2 separate regions of the Mus musculus genome follow, and region 2 is linked to region 1. The links are chromatin contacts, found by Hi-C or POLR2A ChIA-PET in ENCODE. All regions are on one chromosome and are shown on one strand. Each heading gives the region's core, a stretch centred on a gene start or an enhancer-like site at or near the end of the contact. The rest is flanking DNA. Distances are from core to core; before and after follow the strand shown.

Region 1 (2,823 bases), core at 189-2,688:
GCTCAGTTCCTCTTGGTCACAGTTGAGCTCAGAAGCTCATTATCCTGCTGCACGCATGCTTTCCCTCCTCGTCAATAAACAGGCTTTCCAGTGGCTGCATCCCCCACCCCCACCCAGCTCCTTCTTGGAGTGGGGCCCCTTCTCCTCTACTTAACCCGCGGTTAGGGATCACTGTAAACAGTCTGGGGTCATCACACAGGAGAAAGGGCCAGGGGGGAAACCCATAGGCCTGGCCTTTCTCCTCCTGGAGGGAGGGAGGTAGCTCCCGAAGGCTCCCAACCCACTGTGCCCTCCACTGCTCACTGCTCCTGAGCCTGCGAGCAGTCCAGTGGATTCCCGCAGTTCACTTCCCCAGTTACGTGGCCCTTGTACTGAACCTCAGGAGGGAAAAGTGGGAGGGGTTATTTCCCAGGAGGGCACCACCACTACCACCTGCCTAGCTTTGGCACAGCTCTGAGATGCCATTCTTAGGGCTTTCTGGGACAAAGTGTCCCAGGGGCCTTCCTGCTCCACCTTCCCCCTCTCTCATGCTGTAGAATCCCTAAAGCCAGTGTCCACTGTAAAAGCTCTCAGCTCCCAATTTACTTAAGTGGGAGCAGCCAGACCAAGACCAAACCCTTCCTGGGCAGCGATCTCTTGCAGGAGAGCCCAGGCACAAACCCGCCCACAGATTCCCTCCATGCCTAGGTGTGCAGGGATCTGGCTGCTACTTGTCTATGGTGGCTGTCCCCATGCAGAGCTCGGAGTGTGTGGATTACCTGGCCTCTGGCCTGCTCCCAGGGGCCCTATCCCTGCTTGAAACACCCAAGACTGGGACTAGTGAGGACAGGACAGAAGAGGCCAACTGGACACGTTGAACGCCTCTAATTCCAGTTCCCCGCCCTCCCACAGGGAGCGAGTTCTCAGGCAACCCATACAGCCATCCCCAGTACACCGCCTACAATGAGGCTTGGAGATTCAGCAACCCCGCCTTACTAAGTGAGTACGCCACCTGGCAGGCCGGCGGCTCCCAAGGTCGCCTACCCGCTCGCCAGCTCGGGCGCGCAGGCTGCTTCGGGATACGGATCCCACTCAGGACCACCCCAATTCTGGGTACCCGGATGGGCCAGGGAGACAGGCCCATTAGAGCAGCGCCGGGTCCTGGGGATACCACCAGGACGCCTGCGCCTCCAGCCTCTTCCCTCCCCTACCTCTTGATCACTGGAGGGCTCTTAGCCAACAGTGGCCGTCGGACCCCTTGGGGGATCCGCAGCCGGGTGTCACCTGTCCTGTCCCTCTCCCGCCCTGTGGATGCAGCACTACTCCTGGGCATCTGGCCTCGGGGCCGAGCCACAGTCCTCCAGGCCTGATCCCGCTGGACCCGGGGAGGGCTTTTCTTTGCTTTTCTTTCCTTTTTTGTTCTCCTGTTTGTCCTCTCACCCAGCCCATTCTTCTCCTGTGTTAACTTCCAGGTTCCCCTTATTATTATAGTGCCGCCCCCCGGGGCTCCGCCCCTGCCGCTGCTGCCGCTGCCTATGACCGCCACTAGTTACCGCGGGGACCACATCAAGCTTCAGGCAGACAGCTTCGGCCTCCACATCGTCCCCGTCTGACCGCCCACCCCAGAGGGAGGGAGGACCGAAGCGACGCGCTGCCTCTCGGCCACCGTCCCTGTCCCACCCCCACCTCGAGACATCCTCCCCCAAGCCCCGCAGCCCTTCTCATCACCCTGTCGATGGCCAGACAGGACAGGTGGAGCCGCGGGTGGGACCCTCAGGCCCCAGCCCCGCCCGTCGCCCCTCCCCGCCTGCCTGGACCGCGGCGCCGTCCGGAAGCCCGCCCGCCTCTGGCCCGCGCGCCGTTTCTGTGACACACAATCAGCGTGGCCCACCCAGGGGCAGCCCACTTCGGACGCCCGGGAGTCGGGAGGCTTCGCTGGAGAAGCTGAGCAAGGGAAGCTAAGGAAAGGACTTTGTGCTGAAGGAGGAGCCGCCGGGGAGACCCTAGGGGGGAAATCCTGCCCCATCCCCCCTGTGCCTGCCAAGCTGACCCCGCCTTCTGTCTGCGCCCCGCCCCAGACGGTGGCACTGGGACGCAAGGGTCGGACTCGAGGGACAGCGTTTGGGGCGACAGCGTTTTCCAAGGCTGGTACCCAAGGCGAGCAGACGCCAACTGAGCTCATCCACCTGAACTGCCTAGTTCCCTTGGGCCTGCGATCTCCTTCTGCAGTGACTCTCCTCTCGGCCCCGCCTTGCCCTTACGTCAGCGCCTCTTCCACCTGCTGGCCTCTCACTTTTCCCTCCTGTGCTTCCTCGGCTCATCCCACGACACCTTGTGTTTGGTCCCAAGCACGCAGCCACGTCGGGGCCACCGCGGGAACCGTGTCCTCAGGCTGCGGCTGCGAGCATTGATCTTTTCCCATCAGTAATGCGCTGCCCACCCCCACCCTCCCATCCCAAACTCCCAACCTGCGGGCGCAAAAAGCCTGGAAGGAACTGACGACCGAGCCGCCCCAGATGAAAATCCGGGTCTCCCCGCCCCATTCCCCCCAAGCACCCCCTCCCCAGCCTTCCCTTGGGCAGGAGCTGAACAGAGCCTCAAAAAAAAAAAAAAGTCTACACTTATTTAATATGATGATGGTCTTTGCAAAAATGAACAAACAAAAACCCAACAGGCTGCTTTATAGAAAGACGGTGTGTGCTGTCGAGGCGAACCTCTCTCTGTACATAGCCCCTCCCTCTCTGCCCCGCCCCTCCGGGTACCATAGAGTCCCTGTCCTCCCGCCCCCCCCCCGCCCCCCTGCCTGTAGATACACCCTTCTGTCCGTGCTGTGAGAGTCGCCGC
Region 2 (2,855 bases), core at 234-2,733, 310 kb after region 1:
AAGTCAAGTCTCCATTAATTTATTAGTCACTCAAGATGAACATGTTTGATTTGTTGGGGCTGTTTTAGGAGGGGTACACACATTATATATCAATATATATATATATATATATATATATATATATATATATATATATACACACATATATATCACACATATGCACATATAACATCGCATATATATATATATGACATTTCCTGTCTTTGAGGAAGGCCCTTCAAGTGACAGTGTCAGACAGTGGCCAAAACAACTAGATTCCACTGAGACTTGCTGAGGAGTGAGGCCAGCGTTTTGCCTGTTAGAGACCTCCCAGAAGGTTCAGCAGTGAATGGACCTGAAATAGATCAGAATTCATAACCTATGCTTTTTTTTTTTCCCTCAGAACTTGGCTCCTAGGAGGGAGCAGACCTTTCCCGACTGGAGAGGGGAAAGAGAGGAAGCAAAAGAAGGGAGTTTCCTTCTTTTCTCTTGGGCTCTCAGCCAGGCAGCCACAGGCATAACTTTGAAAAGGCCTAAATTTGTCCTGGACGCACTTCCCTGATTCTCGTCCCAGCAGCCCCCGCCCCCACAGCCTTAAGACCCAAGGCTTCCCTCCAAAGATTCTAAAAGCAAGGAACTAAGTCCTTTCTCTCACAAACCCAGAGCCATTCACTTGGGTCGGGTCGTAGGAATTGCTTCTGCGAGCTTCTGTTTACTCAAAATGAAAGAGGTACCTTGAGGAACGGGCACCCTCGCACAAGCCCCAAAGTAATCCTTTGGCTTGTGACTGCTTTTCAGGATTGACTTTCGTTTCCTTAAATTCTCTAAAGAGACTGAGTTGGAGTGGCTGCTAATTTTTATAACAATATATAGCCAGCTCTTCATAGGACCTGTTTTAAAGGACAAGCCTGAACTCACCGTCCTGCCTCGGGGCCCGGGCTCCATACCTGGGGAGTAGACAGTCTTCTACTTTCTAACAAGCTGGACTTGAAGTTGCAGTAAATCTCCTGGTTGAGTGACAGGTGTTTCCCAGCTCAGCCCTTGGGGAGATTCTCCAGTTGGGCAGGACACCTGTCCCCAGGGGCCTAGTGGGCTGGACTCCTTCGGCCCTGTTCAAAGTGAGGGGGTGGGTCCTACCAGGTCTGGGAAAGGTTCTGATTTCCCTCTCCTTTGGTCCGTCTGTCTGTTCGTCTTTGGGAATGGCTGCTTCCTGATCTTTTTCTTTCTCATTTAAACCTCTCTCTGTAGCCCTCCTCCTTTCTCTTCACTGGAACTACTCAGAGCTCTGATCTCCGTCCCTCTGTCTCTGGCTCCGGCATCTGTCTGGGCTCCTGGCCTCCTTCTCCCCCCTCCCAACCCCTCCCCCGCGCTGTCATTCACCCCGCTCCTCTCCACGCACAGCCAATGGAGAGACCCGGCCGAAACAGCTAGGCTCGCTCGCTCAGGGCTTTTTCGCCCGGTGATTGATGTCCCAGAGTCAACAGCGAGCGAGCAGCCGGAGAAGGGAAGGAGAAGCCGGAGAGGGGAAGAATACAGCTCCCCCTCTCTCCTTCCCCTCCCCCCTACTTTGGCCCTTCTGCGCACTTCGCCTTCAAGTCTCAGCGCAGCCTGGGGTGGCGATTGCCTCCGCGCTCCGACTCGCTGCCCGGGTAGTCCAGCGCAGCGATCGCCCGCGCCCGGGCCCCCGCGTGGGGCCGGGGCCAGCATGGAGCACCTGGGTCCGCACCATCTCCACCCGGGCCACGCGGAGCCCATCAGCTTCGGTATCGACCAGATCCTCAACAGCCCCGACCAGGGCGGCTGCATGGGGCCCGCTTCGCGCCTCCAGGATGGAGACTACGGCCTTGGCTGTTTGGTTGGAGGCGCCTACACTTACGGCGGCGGGGGCTCCGCTGCTGGGGCGGGGGCCGGGGGCACTGGCGCTTACGGCGCGGGTGGCCCAGGTGGTCCTGGTGGTCCGGCGGGCGGCGGCGGCGGTGCCTGCAGCATGGGCCCACTGCCCGGCTCCTACAACGTGAACATGGCCTTGGCGGGCGGCCCCGGTCCGGGCGGCGGCGGCGGTGGCGGGGGTGCCGGTGGCGCCGGGGCGCTGAGCGCTGCAGGGGTGATCCGGGTGCCCGCGCACAGGCCGCTAGCTGGAGCTGTGGCCCATCCCCAGCCCCTGGCCACCGGCTTGCCTACAGTACCCTCTGTGCCTGCGGTGCCGGGTGTCAACAACCTCACCGGCCTCACCTTTCCCTGGATGGAGAGTAACCGCAGATACACAAAGGACAGGTTCACAGGTGAGTCCGGCCCGCGCGCGTCCCGCCTGGCCGTGGCTCGGTCTCTGTGCTACCCACTACCCTGCTTGATGGCTCCTTGAAGCTCTTTCTGAGCGCCAGGTCGCCTAGCGCCTCTCCGTGCGTTTCCTAAGTTCAGCTGCCTTCAGGATTCTATGTGCTCAGAATCGCTCCAAGAGTTCTTGCAGCCTGGGTTCTTCTGTCTCTCCTCTAGGACCCCATTCGTGGAAGCAAAGCTTGGTCCCCTCTCGGGATCCCAGGGCCCAGTCAGGTAGAGGACTGTAGATTCAGGACCATCTTCTGTCAACAGTCTAGGCTTTGCATGCCCGTGTGAGAAAAAAAATTTTTTTTTTCTGTCCTGGCTGCTGTTTCCTGACGGAGGCCAAGAGCCCCAGAATTAGACAGAATAATTAGACATAAGAAAAGGTTCTCCTACCTCTCGTCCCCTACTACACACACACACACACACACACACACACACACACACACACACACACACACACACACACGTGCTCTGAGTTGTGGCGTGCGGGTCGGGCCGCTGCAGATCCGCAAAGGCCCCAAGCCCGGGTGAAGGAGCAGAGCTTTCTTCCTGGA

Evidence for each region. Hi-C counts contacts between places; a loop is a spot of excess contacts on that map. ChIA-PET counts read pairs that join two places held with the same protein, here RNA polymerase II (POLR2A).
Region 2: a loop to region 1 is called in a map of T-helper 1 cell, with 2.0 times the contacts of the local background. The contact joins the promoter of Tlx1 here to the promoter of 1700039E22Rik in region 1. A Hi-C loop is called at or near these places in 1 of 37 maps with a recorded cell type or tissue (T-helper 1 cell). POLR2A ChIA-PET finds 5 or more read pairs at or near these places in 1 of 5 experiments (embryonic stem cell).

Annotation. Positions count from the first base shown.
Region 1 is chr19:44,834,500-44,837,322 of GRCm38, forward strand. 1700039E22Rik (RIKEN cDNA 1700039E22 gene) reads right to left here and starts at 1,439. Exons shown (of 3, transcript NR_045315.1): 1 at 992-1,439. Pax2 (paired box 2) reads left to right here. Exons shown (of 10, transcript NM_001368747.1): 9 at 892-978; 10 at 1,471-2,823. The coding sequence ends at 1,592.
Region 2 is chr19:45,149,232-45,152,086 of GRCm38, forward strand. It overlaps Tlx1 (T cell leukemia, homeobox 1), which reads left to right and starts at 1,484. Exons shown (of 3, transcript NM_021901.3): 1 at 1,484-2,261. The coding sequence starts at 1,685.